Linked DNA regions of Mus musculus: regions 1 and 2 are each linked to region 3. Evidence: chromatin loops called from intact Hi-C (ENCODE). Cell type or tissue: heart. All regions are shown on one strand. Each heading gives the region's core, and the rest is flanking DNA. Links, peaks and the distances in the headings are about the cores only.

Evidence for each region. Peaks named below come from ENCODE experiments on the same cell type or tissue, not always from the same donor. Only the 100,000 strongest peaks of a DNase experiment are listed, where the experiment ranks them.
Region 1: it touches region 3 in a loop (11-fold over the local background); 9 of 42 quality-filtered maps call a loop at or near these places.
Region 2: it touches region 3 in a loop (5-fold over the local background); 29 of 42 quality-filtered maps call a loop at or near these places.

Annotation. Positions count from the first base shown.
Region 1 is chr16:50,043,211-50,049,537 of GRCm38, forward strand. It overlaps Gm4827 (predicted gene 4827), which reads right to left. Exons shown (of 4, transcript NR_045935.1): 2 at 2,556-2,830. Among named protein-coding and RNA genes, the nearest start is that of Gm32101, 3.3 kb to the right of the region's middle. In heart, for the core only: a CTCF peak has its summit at 3,008; a DNase peak (open chromatin) is centred at 3,011; H3K4me3 peaks cover 796 bases.
Region 2 is chr16:50,377,448-50,383,774 of GRCm38, forward strand. All of the region lies in intron 2 of Bbx (bobby sox HMG box containing), which reads right to left. Among named protein-coding and RNA genes, the nearest start is that of Bbx, 52 kb to the right of the region's middle. In heart, for the core only: a CTCF peak has its summit at 3,699; a DNase peak (open chromatin) is centred at 3,704; H3K4me3 peaks cover 995 bases; H3K27ac peaks cover 557 bases.
Region 3 is chr16:50,734,315-50,740,641 of GRCm38, forward strand. No RefSeq gene overlaps it. Among named protein-coding and RNA genes, the nearest start is that of Dubr, 4.7 kb to the left of the region's middle. In heart, for the core only: no CTCF peak of the experiment used is centred there; DNase peaks (open chromatin) are centred at 2,617 and 3,357; H3K4me3 peaks cover 1,778 bases; H3K27ac peaks cover 1,708 bases.

The DNA.
Region 1 (6,327 bases), core at 649-5,648, 690 kb before region 3:
TGAGAAGAGGAAGCATATGGGCATACAAATAAATTTAAAATTCAAAGGCGAATACTCAGAATATTACAAGTAGCATTTAGAAGCCAGTGACTAGGAAATCACAACCAATAATCCGTTTAACAAATACTCGTTGAATGCCATGTATAAGCCAGGCATTATCCTAGAACCCAAAGAGAAGGTCGAGAACAGGGAAGACATGGGGCTTGTACTGTAATGTGTGAGAACAAACTAAATTGCAATGGTAGATCATTGCTATGTTTTAAACAAATAAAAGCTAGTCTGAGGAGGTAGCTCATTTTGTAAAGGCACTTGTCCCCAAACCTGGACAATTGAATTCGATCCATGGGATTCACATAGTGGAAAGAGAAAAAGAAATCCCTCACACACATTGCCCTTGGACCTACACATGTGTACTAACACACACACACATATACACACACACACTACACACACACACAGAGTCAGTCAGTCAATCCATCTACATAAAATAAAGCATTGTGAGATAAAACAAAACAAAACAATGTGGTTAAATTTTGGAGAGGCAGAAGGGCCCTACTCTATGAGCTCAGAGTAGAATGATATGAAGCGCTTTTGAGACTGTCTGATATCCAAGGTCATTTACAGAAAGGGAAAAGCCAGGGCTGGAACTGGAGAAAGGAGGAGCTGAAAGGTTCGAGCCCCATGGAGAAATGATGAAAATGTGCTGTGGTGGAGCCGGATTCCAGCGCTGTCTGAGATACAGCAGGGTAGGCAGCAACCGGAGGGCACATGTGTTCATTGCTTCTCTTGTGTCTATGAGCAGATACAAAGACAACTTAAGGAAGTAGTCATTGTAGTTGATCACTGTTTGAAGGAGGGTATGGGAAAGTATGGCCCAGGGAGTGTAGGGGTCTAGACACCCATATATGAATGTATGAATAATACTGTGTCCTTCATCAGAAAACAGAGAGTGTGCATGCTCATTATTTAAATTACGTGTATGGGAGTGTCTGTGTGTGCCTATGTATTCATTAGACTTAAGTGCCAGTGGCATCAGAGTTACAGGAGATTGTTAGGTCCCACAGCATGGGTGCTGGGAACTGTGCCAGTTTCTCTGCAAGAACAGGAAGCCCTCTTAACTGCCCAGCCATTTCTTCAGCCTCCCTTGATTATTCAGCCAGAGACCTCAACCCATGGAATGATACCACCTGCCTTCATGACACACCTCAGCTCCTCCTTGGTTAAACCTCTCTGGAAGCAGACACATCCAAGGGACACACAACTCCCAGGTCATTCCAAGCCCAGTCAAAATGACCCTGAAGATAAACCCCAGCAGACTACATTCTGGCTATGGGAAAGAACATCATCTAACCAAGGCAGGACAGCCAGGGCTACACAGAGAAACCCTGTCTCGAAAAGAAAAAAAAAAAGGAATATCTGATTTACATTTTAAAAGACCAATCTGGTTGCTACAGTGGCAAGTGAAGCCCCTCTTTGGGGAAAGGTGGCAGTAAGAAACTGCCGACAAGATATTTTGGGTATCCAGGTGAAAGCTGATGAATGGTGGCTTGTCCCCGAGAGGAGCTGCAAAGATGGCGAGGAAGCGACAGATGCAGACTATTTTGGAGGTAAGCCAACAAGAATTGGAAGGGGATGGAAGATACTATTTCTAAATAAAGAATACAACAGTTCCTATCTTTAGTTCAAAAGCCTTTTATGTCAAATGATATAGCAGCTAATAGATCCACTCTAAAAATATACTTAATGTACATTTATGCTAATATTAAAGTTCTTTAGGCCTTTAAAGTTTTTCTATCATAAAAATAGTGCATGCTTATGAAAGAAAAATTCCAGATACAGAAAAACAAAAGTTAGAATATTATATATATATATATATATATATATGATACAAGTTTTTTTTTCTGAAAAATTATGGTTTGATCTTGCATTGTGAGGGCGCCAAATCAAATTCCTTTCTCTTTCTCTGTCCCTGTCCCTCCTCTCCCTCTGTCTGTCTGTGTGTGTCTCTCTCTGTCTCTGTCTCTCTCTGTCTCTGTCTCTCTGTCTCTCTGTCTCTCTCTGTCTCTCCCCCCCCTTCTGTCTCTGTTTTTTTTTTCTCTCTCTCTCTCTCTCTCATTTGAAAAACTGCAGTTTAACCACAGCAACACAATAGCTTCCTGTAGATCTATTTTGTGTATCAGAGATACCTTCCCGGGGGGCAGACTGGGGCTAGTGGAGTTCCACCTCTCCCAGACCTTAACTTAAGAACTTCACTGGCCTGCTACACAAATCTATATCTATTCCTGTTTTGATGGGGAGGAGGAGGAGGAGGAGGAGGAGGAGGAGGAGGAGGAGGAGGAGGAGGAGGAGGAGGAGGAACCCCAGTTATTGACAGCAACATTTGCCTGAGCAAGGATGAATAATTCAGGTCAGTGGGGGAGCTAGTTGGAAAACCTTTTAAAAGGGCAGTCAAGCCTGTGTTTAGAATCCAGCTGATGTGTGGCCTGTTTCTGTAGGAGGGCCCTTGAGTTCTGTTATTTTTAATGCATTTGCCCTATACCCCTCCGCAAACTCACCCATGCACTAGGTTCCCTATTTGACCTTGTCAATTTAAAACTTAGGATGCGGTCGATTGCTGCACGGGATTGGCGAGAGTGAGTGGTTAGGGGACACAGCAGGGGCACGGGACCCTAAGGTCCTGCGCAGAGAGAAGAGCCGAAGGCTAGGCTGGTCTTTCAGCAGCGTCCCATCCCAGGCTGGTGAGGTAGCGCGAGCCAGTGAGCTGTAAAGTGGCAGGAACCTCCGCGCAGCATCCTCTCCCCTGCCGCGCGCAGTAATGGATCTCTGCGTCCTAAAAGAGGAAGATAATACCGGGTTTAGCTTATAAATAGATGGTTGTATGCTCTCCCTGCGAAGCATTGATTGAGACAGCCAAGCTGACTATTGATCTAATTTTAACTTACATTTTAGCCCTCACGCTCCCGCCTTCCTGTCAGTGCTCCGGTGAGTGACCGGCATTAGCCAGTGAAACCGCTAGAGGGCGAGCCGCTTGCCTCCTGGGCTCTATGGGTCTGGCCTCTATTTATGCAGACTAAACAATGCTAGCCTTCATCGAATCTGAAAGATAGGAGTTTGCTTTTCTCGCGCTGGGATGACCTCATCACTGATGAAAGTCAGAGAAAAGCATAGAATTGGACGACTGGCAGCAGAGAGAGATAAAGCTTGCAGTTAACCTCCTCCCACTCCACCACTTCCACAGAACACCAGGCATGTGCTTCCTACCCAAACCTGGTGAAACAGTGAGGGCAGACGAAGGGAATGAGAAGTTCTCGCAGTTGTCACTCCTGTGAAACAATCACGGTGTAAAAAGTTCATACTGCCTATGCCCTGCCTTTACTGAGATGTCACTAAATGCCAGTACGAGGCCGACCTCCAGGCAAGTGACTTAATTTAAAAATATATTATTTCAGGCCAGCCTAGGCTAGAAACTGAGACCCTGTCTCAAAACAGCCAAAACAAACAAAACACTATATATGTGTGTGTATTCATTATTTCTAAACATAATTCATATTGTCAAGGTTTAATGAATACCAGCAATTTCATACTAGTGGTTTATGTAGCTCAAATCTTGTGGTATTAATAGGGTTGGGAATTGAAGCCCACCACTTTCTCGTTCATTACCTTTTGAATCATGGAGTATTGGATACAATGTGTGGGGGTGCCAGCTATGATCAGGTTAGGCTGATCTAGATCAGGCTAGCCTATGGGCATGCCTGGAGGGGCTTTTTTCCTACTTAGGTTAAATGGAAAGACCCAGCTCGGTGTACACAGTACTATTCTCTGGCATTTGGGTCCTAGGCTGTATTAAGTAAAGCAAGGAAAAAACCCCACCAGAAACAGAATGCATACCTCTCCAGACGTTCCCACCTCGCCCTGAGCTTCCTCAGCATTTAGACCTGCCTTTCCTGATTGAATAAAACATTATTCGTAAGAGCTAGTGGCTGCCAAGCATCTGTTTCAGGTCAGGCATTGTGCTTGCCATTATAATTACATTCATTACCTCATTAAATCCTCAAGAAAACCTATCAGATTCTATTATTAACTCATTTTAGAGCTTAAGAAGCAGGCTACAGTCTTTGCCTAAAGTGGAGTACCTAGAAAGGGACAGAATCCTTGTTGATTCTGTGAGGGATTGCCTAGATCAGGCTAGCCTGTGGGCATGCCTAGGAGGGGCTTTTTTCTTTCTTAGATTAATTGGTGTGGAAAGACCCAGCCAACCGGCCCGCTGTATGCAGTGTCTCTGGGGTTGAGTCCTGGGCTGTATTAGAGTAAAGCAAGCAAGCACAGGTGAATTTATTTCTCTCTGCTCTAGACTGCGGATGTGCTCCGACTAGTTGCTTCAAGCTCCTGCCAGTGTGACTTCCCCCCAAAATAATGGACTATAAGCTGGAATTGTGAGCTAAAATAGGCCCTTTCTCCCATAAGTTGTTTTTTTATATCGGGATATTTTATCCCAGCACCAGAAACGGAAGTAGGACAACCATCATGTTGCTAGGTAGCCGGTTAGATATTAGCAGGATGAGAGGACATTCAGGCTGGGCTACCTTCTCAGAATCAGCAACGTGGAAAAGCAAAGAACTGGAGCTTCCTCACCACATCTCTGGCCCTGGTGCGATGCTCTGAAATGCCAGGATATGATTAATGGGTAACCGTGAAAACCTGGCTCAGGAACTCTAAACCTTATAAGGTTACTGTATAGCAGGAAACCTTCTGATAAAGAGCAAGTCGCCACATAAACAGTCACAGAGGCACACACCTATGATCCAGTTCTCAAGAAGAGACAGCAAGAGGACCGGAAGTTTAAGGTCATCCTCAGCTACATAACGAATTCCAGATTGAAGCCAGACAGAATGCATGAGACCTCGTCTAAATGAACAGGAACAAGGGTGCACTAATACCCGCTCCTGTCAGAGTTGATCCAAGGATCATCAAAGAACACACCCAGGAACAAAAGTAGCTTGTCATCTGGTTCTGTCAACTAAGCTTTATCAAAACACACACACACACACACACACACACACACACGCACGTGTTGATCCAAATGAGCCTGTCAATCACCTGGAAAGAAAAAGATGTCTCTTAGGAAAGCTGACTGTTCCAGGGGCTTAAAGTTTGTGCACTTGTCTCTTTGGTTACTGTACTATTAGCATTTCTCTGGAATAAACTGTATCATCTTCTACCCTAAACTGTGGGTCACCTTTGAATTCTCTCCATGGACATCACAAGAGAAGTCCCCGATGAGATCCTGATGGTGTTGTCAGGTATATTAAGAAACATGCCTACCTGTCAAAACTCTGCATGCCTAAGCGGAAGGGTAGTGTGTGAGAAGGAAAGATGGAGACCTTGTAGTTAGAGTTGCCAAGCCCAGACCCAAACCTGGGAAAACTTCAAAGAAAAAGACTTCAGCACACATTATCATTGCAGCAGCATCCGTGGAAATAGCTGGACAATGTAGAAATATTGTCATTGAAAGGGAAGATCTTTCTCAGTTCTCTGTTCAACCAAGAGATGCTTACAGTGAACTGGCCAGTTTGGTGGAAAGAGGAATACTTTACTAAGTTAGAGTGTCTTATCTCCTCAGAGAACCTCATGAGGGAAAGAGGTTATAAATAAGAGGGGGGGGAACCCCATTCACCGTTATAATTTGTGATGAAAAGAAAAGGTTTGGCAGAAGGAGCCAAAAGAGGCTAGTCTGAGGCACTGACATTCAAACAGGGAGCTGAACATGTGTAGGAGATACCTGGTCAGGCTGGGAGCTAACCTTGGGAAAGAAACAGTGTTGGGAGAATGTGATTGGATGAGAGAGGAGGATGGACAACTCAGGGTTTGTTTGTTTGTTTGTTTGTTTGTTTGTTTGTTTGTTTAAAAAAACCAGGGTGAAATAAACATCTTCAATGCAGTAAGAAATCTTTAAAAAAAAAAAAAGATGTAGACAACAGACACAGTAAGTGATTTATGATTTAGGAAAGTTGCTTTTTCTGAAGCCAGGAGAACATTTAGGAAGTGGGACCTGGAGAGACATTCAAGAAGTTAATACAGTCACTGTTCCATGTGAGGTGATGGGGACTGGACCAAGAGGCATGCAGATGGAGAAAAGTGAGTGGACTGTCGTCAGTATCTAGTGGTGTGTCAGTGTGACTGATGGGCAGATAGGGCTCAGGTGCTCTCTGTTTCTGGCTCGAGGCATTGGGTTGAGTGACATACCATATTTTAATCTAAACAGCAGAGAGAGAGAGAGAATAACTAAAACGAACCACATTCTCATTTGAAGACAGAAGGCAGCTAACC
Region 2 (6,327 bases), core at 649-5,648, 360 kb before region 3:
CACACACTAATGAGACCTTTGTGAAAGCACAAACTTCTGGAACTTAAATACTACCCATTATAAGTACCAGGTACATTATAGGCCCACAACAATGCATTGACATAGAAAGCCTTATTTAAGCGCCAACAACCTTGAGGCAAGACACTACTTTCACAATAAGGAACCCAATTCATGCCTAGAAGCTGACTTAAAATTAGTATTGTTTGGCAATTGAATGGCTATGATTTTCAAGGACAGTCCCTTAGCTGCCAGGATAGGACACTTATAACCCTAAACACATAACTTCCATGCTTCTATAGAAAAGAAACATTTTAAAAACTCGTTAAGTCACACGCTCTTAGTCCCAGCACTCTGGAGGCAGAAGCAGGTGGATTTCTGAGTTTGAGGCCAGCCTGGGCTACAGAGTGAGTTCCAGGACAGCTAGAGCTACACAGAGAAACCCTGTCTCGAAAAACCAAAAAAAAACAAAAAAACAAACAAAAAAAAACCACAAAACTCATTAGTCTTATAAATGTCATCTATGTAATTGAGAATAAATAACTTCATAAAAAGCAGAAAAATGTTTTAAGAGCTCCCAAACACGATACCCACAACTAAAAATTCAAGATGAAAGTTGCACAAATCGTTTTTAAAATATTTCAAAATTTGCTCAATATTTGCTACTTATAGAAAACATTTAAAATGCTTCTGCAACACAAATATTTTATTAATCAAAAAGCTGGGCAAAATATCTAGTGTCTGAACAACCTAAGAAATAACTACTTCTGCTTCAATCTTTGAATTTTAAGTTCCAGAATCTTTTCTTACAGAAACATTTCAGCCCTTAGGCATACACTATCAATGCAGAGATACTATATACTGGTGATCTAAACTTTATTAAATTCTGATAACAGTACTACTAATAATACTCCATTATTCTTTTCTAAAAAATGCATAACAAGTATTTCTCAGAGGACAGACTCTATGATTACCAATACGACTTAATTAAATTCTATAAATTCTGCACAAGTCCTGGTAAATTATATTATTGATGCATAACTCATATCCTTACCTTAAACCCCTGTTAGCCTAATAAAAGACACAGCAAATTCAAGGATACCAAGCATACACTGCAAATGTGGTACATAAACTGAAGATCAGCTCATATCCACAACACAGGAGAGCTAACAAACCACTAGTTATAATATGGCATACAATTCGATTTACAAAGCTACTTTTAAAAATATTCTCTGCTTAAGACCATAGTTACTATCTATTCAGCATATTTAAAACATTGTTAGCATTTGAAAACAGAAGGACGAAGAAAATATGAGATTTTCAATTCAGATTGACTAAGAGCCAGGTACAAATGAAGGATCACCAATAGAGACATTCTAAGAATCATAAGAGACAGGTATGGTGGCACTCAAGAGTCCTGGAGACTGTCAAAATTTCAAGGCCAACCTTGCCTATTTACAAATTTCCTCACCTTTATCCCAGTACTGGGGAGGCAGAGGCAGAACGGCCTCTGTAATTCAAGGCCAGCCAGGACTATAGAGTGTCTAAAAACAAATAAGCAAACAAACTCAAGAAGGGCCATTCCTTTCCTGGGAGGACTGGAGTGGGGGATGAGGGCAAGGTGTGGGCAGGGGTGGAGGCAGGGGTGATATGATATTGAATTTCCCTTTTATCTACTCCAAGCTACCAAAAGCATACAACAGCAACAGTGTTTGTATAAAAATAACTATTATACAAAGCTCAATAAATGATAATATAATTGAAGATATTTAAAACAAAGCCATTACCTTGTTTGAAAATTCAGAACCTTGAATTTAGGTTTTCCAAACTTGAACATTTATTTGCATAATGATAGAAGACTAAAACCATGACATTTCCTCTTACTTTAAATACTCCCTAACATTTTTTAACCTTGGGATACATTTTCCTGATAACACACCTACATATCAGATATAGTTTTGATAAATTTAAGAATTCACATTTAATATAATTGACATCAAAAACTAATGTTTTACTAATGTAATAGGAAATCTTGCTACTATCTACATTACAATAAAACAAATTCTAAGTACATTTTATTGCATGAATCTGGGAATATGATAAAAAAGCGATGCTGTACATCCAAAAGAATTACCAATCAGAGCAATGCTGAAAGGAGACAGTGAAAATAATTGTCTCAAAAATTAACTGAGAAAAATCCAATGCACTTAAGAGCCTCCTTTTATTCAAAATACTGTAACAGAGTCACTTCTTTAAAATCAGGACAACAACAAGCAAAAAAAGAATACATATAGATAGGTAAATAAATAAAAATAAGCATGGGTCTCCAATTTATAATGATAATCTTTTTATGATTTTCTATACATAAAATATATAAAACTGATAATTAAAATTATCTAAACTGTCTACAAAACAACTTAAGCAACCAATTTTACTTAAAAATATTTTTCTTAATATCTGTTGTGTTTAGAAATAAACTTCTCAAATACAATCCAGTTATGGGGAATCCACCACCATAAACAATGACATAATCAACAAAGATATTCCAGAGATTGCTAACTCAGAATCCTAAAACAGTTTAAAGGCCTACGGAAAATACGAATAAGGATTTTTAATTCACTAAGAATAGGATTTTGTTACTGTTCTTATATACAAACAACTGAATGTGGCCAGGGACTAGAAGAGGAAACTTCATGTCTGATTAAAGAACCAGGGATCAAACTGGAGAACAAGCCGTATCAATAGTAAGGATTACTCTTTTAACTTTTTCTTTCTGGTAATAAAAGAGGCGCCCTAAACATAGGTTAAGTGTCTAAGTAGAAAGAAACATAAAGAAGTCCGTTGGGATGGGAGGGACTACAGAGCATCCATCAACATTTCCTTGAAAAGGCCTGCCAGGCTTTCAGAAGTTACACTTAAATAATGTGACCCTTTCCTGAGAGGACAATAAGGAGACAGATTAGACCCTTCAAGAAGTGATTCATCCCTGGACACGCATGGCGACAGGGGATCCTACATAAAGCCTGGACCTTGTGTGTTTGCTTAAGCCGCAGCACAGTCTCTGTAGCCCTTTAAGTGGGAAGTCTTTTTAAGGTAGCCAAATATCACAGGACAAGTGACTATGGCAGGCTCCTAATGGAGTGATAAACACACACGGCTCCAAGACCGTAGGCAGCACCTGCTCTGCTCTCCTCTCCATGTCTAACCAAAGAACGATCTGTGCATGATCTGCCTTGACAAGACCACTCATCTGACTTCCATTCTGAAAAATACTTAATCCCAAGAAGTAAGATAAACAATGGAAAGCAGGTTTTAGGAGGAAAGCCACTCACACTAACAACTCCAGAGAAAATGCAATCTGAAAGAGGCCCTGCGCTCTGCAAGCACACAGAGAGAGCTCTTCTCTCCCTAACAAGGAGGCTGGAGTAAAGAACAAGGGTCCATAATGGCCACAGATTACACCCCCAGATATAAAATCACTGAGGAGGGGCCTCAAATTTTAAATAACCACCTACTTCCAAAATCTCAAAATGAACCATTCTAGCTAGAGTGCAAATAGCCTCTGCCACCACTGTCTTTCCTTTCATAAGGAGGGGAAATGGCACGAGCAGGGCAGCGAGGGCTCTCTGGCTCCTGCGAACCTCTGCTGGCTCCTCAGAGTCAGGTGGCACCTCCACTGGCGCCAGTGCGCTGCGCTTCCCCCTCCTTCCTGCAGATGGAGTTAGAGAAAGAGACTGCGTAGGGCCCAAGAGCATCTCAGGCTCTCAAGCAGACTGGCAGGAAAATGAAGCCACAGAAACCCCGTGCTTCCAGAGGGGGGGTAAAAGGCAAATGTAGATGCTGCTGCTTTGAAAATACCGTAGAATTCTAACCTAGTCACTGGCCCACCATATTTTCAGTAAAACACACAAAAGCTCATGAGAAATGGCTTTAGATAACTACTGACAAATCAAGTTTAAACCCCACCCTCTTTCCCACAGTCTATGTCCCTAATAGGAGGCAGGGTGGTAAAATGCCCTCTCCTGAATGAATTTATATTCAAGTTGCTCTCCGTCTGTAGCGCCTTGCTGTTGCCTGGAAACAGGAAACCCTTCCCACCTACATGCTTCCTGACTGCTCCCCCCATGTCTCCCTCTTCCAGCTCAGTGAAGGTACCTGGCCACGCTTCCAGATATTGTTTGTCTTAAAGAGTGACTCTATACAACAGAGCAGCAGCGTAACTGCTCAGACAGCACACTAACGAGCCACACAAAAAAGTACTGATAACGAGCTTATTCAGTCAGAACCAAAGACGCACACTTTAATACCAAAAGAGTTTAAAATAGCACACGTTCATTGTTCATCAAAACAAATACGCTGAATAAAAACAAACAAAAACAAACAACCCAGAAGTGTGGGATTTGTGTAAGCCACTCTGAAAGCCTTACTTCCTTGGGACAAGGGAGGGCATGACCCGTTTCCCCGGTGCCTCCTCACGGCTCCCAGGGCCAGCTGTTAAGCCTTTATCGAGTCCTTTCCTGCGTTCTACTCCCTTTGCTTCCAATGCACTTCAAGCATTGATTTTCATCCATCATTACTACATCAAAACAACGACTACATCGTATTATCAATTACTTAGAAAACATGGTTGTGCCAAGAAGTAGCAAAGCGATCTGCACATCTCTTAGTACTCCTTGTCACACTATTCCTATGCACTAGCAGCCAACAGGGCAGGTACTATAATCTTCCCACTTTACAGGTGATGACCCTGATGTTTAGACAATTTGAGTAATGTCCCCAAAGACTAGTAAGCCTTCAGTGCCTTCTAGGAAGATAGCAGAACAATTTTCCTCTCCAACCCTTCCTTCTTTCATTTTTCTGACAAATACATGGACCAAATGCAGGCTTCCCTCTAGCTAGCTGAGTCCACTGGGCTCCACATCCAAACCAACACTACACTAGAGTCCATCTGTCTCACCTTTACCACAGGCTAGGGCCTTAAGGTTCCATCCTGGTGTTTAATTAATAAGGCTTACAAGAAACAAATATATGTTTTTCAGAGATGTTGTAAAAATAAGTCTCTTCAGGCTGAGAATGTGAGTCTATGACTCCACACCTAGCAGGCACAAGGACCTGAGTTTAATCAACAGCATTATAAGAACAGACCAATTAATGTCTTTAAGGAATTTTAGGGGAAAAAAGTAACAAGTTAAGTTTTGGTCGTCTTCTAAACTACAGACTTAGGACCCTAATGCTAAGACAAAAACAAACAAACGAAAACCAAAATAAAATGGGTAACTTCACAGATAGATCAATAAATCAATTGACTGATCAATCCTCTGAATAGCAAGTTATACCTTAAAACTACTAAAACCCAGTAAATTTGAATCACAGATTTACTCAGTGTCTAATTTTGTTCAATTAACATTCCCTGTTTGGGCTGGAGAGGTGGCTCAGTGGTTAAGAGCATTGGGTGCTCTTCCAGAGGTCCCGAGTTCAATTCCCAGCAACCACATGGTGGTTCACAACTGTCTGTAACTCTAGTTTCTGACACCTGCACACAGATAGACATGCAGACAAGTACTACTGAACATAAAATAAACAATAAATTTTTTAAAAAACCTTCCCTGTTAACAATTCTATAAATCATTTTAAAATTAAGGATTTTCTATATGTACAACAGAAAACAAGCTACATATACATAACTTAGACCACACAAAGACTTCAAAAGAAAACTAAAACTCACGAGTTGTCCCAAGGACAAAGACTTGGTGAATCCCTAAGCCAGAATTAACAACCGTTGAGTAATTTCAGACACTCTATCCTCTAGTTAGAAGTGGAGGCTAGAAAGATGGCTCCATGATTAACAGCACATACTATTCTTATAGAGACCAGAGTTCAGTCCCCGGCACCCTTGTGAGGAGGCTCATAACAACCTTTAACTCCAACTCCAGATGATCCAGGGTTCTCTCTGGCTCCCATGGGCACCTGCACTCACCTGCACATACCCTGACATCGTCCCCCCCAGCCCTCCCCCAACCCTACTCCACCCCACACACAAGCATAATTTAAATAAATTATTTTTGAAAGGAAATTACTCTGAGATACAGGCAGTATTTTACTCTTGAATACACTTTAAAAAAAAAAAGTCATTCAACATTTGTGTGAGCAAAATCACAAAATTACAAGCTAACAATCTAGACAGGCCTGGGTTCTGTTACAGTCTTACAGTTCACAAGCCGCTTTCCCGCCAGTGTTTCTCTGGGGCTGCCTACGCTGCCGCACTGCCCCGTAGACTTCTGTGGCAATTTCAGCAGCAGCACACTAACAACAGGTGGCTGTGGGAGCCGA
Region 3 (6,327 bases), core at 514-5,513:
GCTCCCAGGCTTATTCCGGGGTGGTTCCCACTGTGTTGTTCCAGACTGAAAACCAACCGTTGCCCAGGGAGCCCTTACAGCTTCTGAGGCAGCCAGCTGACTGCAGCCTGTGAGCTTCAGGATGCTCATTGGCTTGGCATGGCTTCTGACTCTTCCACAAAATATTTAGAAAATATGTAATTTTTTTAAAGAGAGAAAAATAAAAGCCAATTTGTGGTAACAGTAATCTTCTACGTGAAAGATGATAGTATATTTGCTTACCCAATATTTTATCTCACCTCCTCTCTTTCAGGCTGAAAAGGATGAATCCTGCATTGTATGATGGTTTGCCTTTCCCTAGTAAAATGCCAAATGTGGTTAATCTATTAGGATTTGTTTCATGTTGCTTAGTCAAAAATAAAATTAAATAAATCTGCGGGAAAAAAACTATTGTTTTTAAATATATTTTTGAGTGGGATAATTAACTTATTTATTTATTGTTTTTTTTGTTTGTTTGTTTGCTTTTTGTTTTTTGAGACAGGGTTTCTCTGTATAGTCCTGGATGTCTGGAACTCACTTTGTAGACCAGGCTGGCTTTGAACTCAGAAATATGCCTGCCTCTGCCTCCCAAGTGCTGGGATTAAAGGTGTGCGCCACTATGCCTGGCTATTTATTTCTTTTACCATTTATTTATTCACTTTGCATCTGATTGCAATCACCCCTCTTCCCAGTCCCCTCTCTTATGACCCCTCCCCTCCCCATTCACCTTTCCCTCTGAGCGGGGGTGGGGTGGGGCGGGGGAGTCTCCCTTTCTTATCAATGTACCCTGGCACCTCAGGTCACTGCAGGTATATCCTCTCCCACTGAAACGCATTTATTTCAGTTCCTAGTTTGTATTGATGATCTCTCATTTTTATTCTGAACATTCTTCAGCTGATCTTAAAGATTATTGTTGTGGGGTTTTTTTTCTAGAAATTCTCAGAATCAACTGAGATTGATATTGAGATTTAATAGATAAAATTTTCAAGGTCAGAGGATTTTTTAAGTTACGTTTTGATGGCTGTGGTTTCTGGTTTTATAATATAATTAATTAAAAAATATTGTTCATGTTATGTTTCTTCATGTACTTTATCAAGGTATGCCTATTTTTGCCTCTGAATGTAAATTCTAGGCAATTTTAATAAATAATTTTGTTAAATTGCAGCTGGTTTAAGAGATTGTGTTATACACTATTATTATTTATGTATTTCAATTTTTCTCTAAATTAATTGTAATTCTTTCTTTATGATTATGGGCTATATACTTTTTCATAACTTTCTTTTAACCACAAAACACAACATATGGAAAAATTCTTAAGATGTGCTTTATTTAGATGGTTTGGGGTCTAAGTTTCTCTTTTTTTATTTAAGAAAATTTCTGTTCTTTTTTATAAGCATTTTCTTGCTATTTTTTGTCTGTCATCCATCTTTTTTTTTTTTTTTTTTCCTGAAATTCTCATCATTCCTGACTTACTTTTACTTTTGTTGTTGTCTTTGGGTGTGGCAGGGTGGTGGTTTTATTTATGTGTGGCAGGGTGGTGGTTTTATTGGGATCAACCCTAGTTTTCCCCTTTTATAGAGAGTGAAGACATTAGTTGACTGATGGATTCTGTCCCAGTTGTCTAATTTATAATATTTAAATGTCTAATGTTAAATGTTTAATGTGACATTTAATAGCCATTATTGTTGAGAAAAGTGGACCAAGATTCATATAAGAAAGACTACGGAGAGAGTTGACCATCCCTTTACAGAAGTGGTTGGGAAAAGCCACCCAGAATGTGATTTTTGCACAAACACTTCAGATTGGTGAAGGAACGAGTGTTTTGGATAAATGAGGCAAGAATGTTCCTGGAACAGCGTGGGCTGAGGCCCGGCAGCAGCAGAATCCCCATGCTTGGATGCCTGATCACCTTTTACCCTTCCAAACCCCAATGATCCTTGACTATAATGATCTTCAGGTCTCTGATGTTTCAATGTGAACTTCGTATTCTACCTCCAGGTCCTCAGATAAAGATCTCAGCGATAGCTTTGGGCTGTTTATCCAAAGCTTTACGGCTACAGGGGACATTTTTGTTGTTGCAACATACACATTAATGACTAACGAGTATTCAAAAGGCACAAAAACATCCACTCTCTGTATTCAGAAATGATAGGATCTTTTGAAGCCATTTGGTTTAAACTAGCTTTATCTTTTAAAAGCACAAATCCTTAACAAACAAAACAGAAAACTGTATGGCAAAGAAAGTAGCAGGAAAAGAGAGAAAGCAAGGATGAGTTTAATTTGTAAACGGAAGGGCAGAATTAAGGATGGTAACAGCGAAGGGACAAACTTTGTATCTCTACGGGGGAATTACTTCTGCCTTCTCTACGTAGTTTATTTGAAACACTTGAACTTCCTCTTTCCCTTTTCCATTTTCCTCTTTACGTCTCATTTTCTTGAGCCCAGCTGTCACAGTGAAGTCTGCCTAAGTCACAATTCATATGGAAAACTGAACCGTGCATTGTAAAATAGGACACAAAACAAAAGACTTCATCGGAGCTGAGCTCATCGCTCTTACACAGACCAGCGCAAACCCTTCAACAGTGTTCCGCACAGCCTGGGACGGTTCCTGCATTCTTAGTGTGCTACTGCCCCCTGCTGGTCATGCGGCAGCATTGACTCCAGCCACGAAACCTTCTCCAGTAAGGAAACACTGCGTGTTTCCTGCTCGCTCTCAGAAAAGTTAATGAAGATTTGAACAGACCGGTTCAGAGACTCCGAATAAAAGAAACGATTAGAGTTTCTGTCTTGTTTGGGGGCGCTTTTCGTTTTGGGTTTTGTTTCGTTTTTCTTATGAGTTCAGTTCCCCTTTCAAGTTTGTGAGGGAAGCAAAACACAAGGTCAGTAAGGTAACGTAAAAACAACCAGGAGATTAAAAACTAAGGCGGAGGCAATAGAAGTACAAAAGGAGTAGGCGACGGCGATGTCCACGCAGCAAGGTCAAGGCAGTCAGTCCCATAAAACCCTGTCGCCTTCCCCTAGGTGCTCGAGCAGAAGCACACTTCATGGAGGAACCTGGGTGGGTCCTTTGTGAGGTTCGGTTTTGCTGCTGGATTTGGTTACAGATGTTTCTCAAAGCGATTAGGATTTGGATTGGGGCCTCTACGGCAGGTCCCCGGCACACAACCCATGGATCTCATTTCCTGAGTGGTTCTTAGACATCCAAACAGGTCAGGGTCTCTTTCTTGGATGTCAGCCAGGAGCAACTGCGAGGACCTGAGCGAGCTTAGGTGTTGGGTGTTATCAGTTCCAGGCTTCCACGCCCTGACTTGTGTGGGTTCCTGCAAACCAGCACCCAGTAGGCTGAAGCAGCAGGTACCAGGATCCGCCAAGTGGCCTGAGGCTCTGCGGATGCTAGAGCCTTACTCAGCATTTGAGCCAGCTCACTGTCTTTCTCTGTGAGTCACATGGTTAGAGCCAATTCTTCCGCCTTCTGCCTATTCACATCCTTATTACATCAGTGTAGGGTACCTGAGGAAGGCTCGGTGTGGGAAATTACAAGTTTGACTCCTTTCCACAGGCCTGATGACAGTGAAGCCCATGTTCAAAAGAGAGCTTACACTTAGGATTCTTGAATAAATACCAGTTTACCATTGTTTTACTGTGCTAAGTTCACAGTTTTCTGGCACTCTCTTCTGTCTTTGGGGGCTGTTTATAACCCAAGTTGTTACCAATTAACTGTCTTACTTAATTTGTAAATTGCATATGTAAATTGTATATCTTTTTTTAAAAAAAGGAAAAAGAAAAACTGTAAGCATTCAATGGTCCATAAATTTCTATAAGTTGGTGAGCCACAAATCTTCTCTCTAAGCACCCTACAGGATGTACTCCAGTTAAAGTTTTATATTTTTTTTTCCTTCTGAGGTTCAGGGACTCACATGCTGACGATGCTGGAACTCTGTCATTGAATAACATCCATGCATAGGTATGCATGCACAGTGCCCATACATGTCAAATATCATTTAATTATGTGCACATATGCTTCAATGTGTTTATGTGCACCATATACATACAGAAGCTCATGAAGAGCAGGGTCTGACTGGATAGTTGTGAATCTCTGTGTAGGTATTGCAAATTGAACCCGGGTCTCTGCAAGAGCAATAGGCAGTCTTAACCACTGAACCATGTCTCCTGCTCCAGAAAATATTTTCAAAATCATCTTTATGATGCTTACTTTTAAATAGCATCCCCTCTCAATTCAATTTGTTCCAGGGTTCTAGGTGTTTAAAAGTAATTTGTATCCGAGAGACTGATTTTTATAATTGATGCAGAGGTGTGCTTATCACCCAGAGCTCATTTGTAACTGGAAGGGTCATCTGTTAATCATGTCACGTCTATTTCATATTTACTGTGAGTCCTTATGACCACTGGATTAGGTTCAAAGCTAACTTTAAAGCTCACGCGTACGACTGTGAGTTGCATTTGCTCAAGTTCCAGGAAATCTCACTTGCAGAACAGATCAGGTCTCTGTGATTGGGCCTTTCGTACTTTGCCTGGGTTTCTATTGCTCAATTTTCTCTTGACATTAATGCTGCCGACTGGAATGAAGGTGAGTTACAGTCCGGGTTTGCTTGTCTGTGTCCTCAGCAGCCTGCTACAAGAGGTACAAGGGGCAGGAGTGGGTGAGCAGAGCCTCACACTCACAGGCTCTGCTCCTCCCAAGGACAGAAAGATGCTCTTTGCCTGTTAGGGACATATTGCACATTAGCCTGTCCCCTCTTGTGACAAAGCAACTCTTCTCCTAAAAGCAAGAAACAGCATGGGCTGGAGAGATGGCCCAGTGGTTAAGATCGCTGGCTGCTCTTCGAGAGGATCTGTGTTCAATTCCCAGTTCCCACTCGACAGCTCGAAACTGTAACTTATGTTCCAGTGGAATCTGACTCCCTCACACAGACATGCCTGCAGACCAGACACCAATGCACATAGACATAAAAAATAAAAAAAAATTACTTATGTAGTCTGTATAGTGATATGCATGGCAGCTGGGGCTACATGGAAGGCTCTCTCAAAACTAAAAACATTCTGATTTCTCCTCTGGCTGAGGGGCTATTGGCAGTTGATAGCAGCTTGGGGAAGGGAAGAGCCGCCTTCAGGGTGGGACTGTTCGTCAGTTCCCTATGTTTGAAGGTATGATTATCCCTTTTGACTCAATAGTTTATTAAAAAAAAAAAAACCAAACCAAGAAGACGTGAAGTGGGGAGGGTGTTTGGTGTGGAGGAGTCTAGGGGGAGCAGGGACTGAGTCATAAGATATGGATACGGTCAAGTCATGTTATATACATTTATGAAATTCTTGAACATATTTAAAAACTTCCATTGATCTGGGAGGTAGCTCAATGATTGACACTGTGCCCTATGTACACAAGGCCTTGGGTTTTATCCCCAGCACTGCAATAAAAACAAACAAATAAACAGAATGGAAAATAGAAATGTCCCCCTATTGTTTTGTAGGATGTTTCTTCCAAAATTTGACTGAATGCTGATCCAAGCAGCTTCATGCAAGAATGCGATGTGATTCCAGTTATTTCTTTGGTGATAGTTACATACCCAGACTCCAACGAGTGGTGGATAATTTTGAGAAAACATATTTTATACTAATCTTAAGGTTGTCTTTCAGGTCACCTGGTAAAAGAACGAAGCCACGGGCAGCTGAGGATGGGCCCTCTGTGAAGTTCTTCACAGCCTTGAAACACTCGTCAATCACTCTAACTTCACCAGGATTTTGTCCACATAACTGTACTTTATGCATGGTTTAAGGGTAAACCAGTGTTCACATCACACAGCACCTTTTGTAGTCAGAAGGTTCTCCAGTTCATGAGAATTCCTGACCATTCTCCTTTCAGCTAAAAGCAAATACAGATTGTATATATATCACACAGTAAGGTAGGTTGAGCATTGCAAAGAGAAGCACAAATAAAGTGTCTAAATATCTTAGGCATCATAAATTTATTTATTTACTCAGATAACTTCATGGATAGTGAATTTAATTTACTTGCTGTCTTAGTTAGGGTTTTACTACTGTGAACAGACACCATGACCAAGGCAACTCCTATAAAGACAACATCTAATTGGGGCTGGATGACAGGTTCAGAGATTCAGTTCAGTATCATCAAGGCAGGAGCATGGCAGCATCCAGGCATGCATGGTGGAGGAGGAACTGAGAGGTCTACATCTTCATCAGCAGGCCTTTAAGAGAAAACTAGCTTCCAGGCAGCTAGGAATAGGGTATTAAAGCCCACGCCCACAGTGACACACCCACTCCAACAAGGCC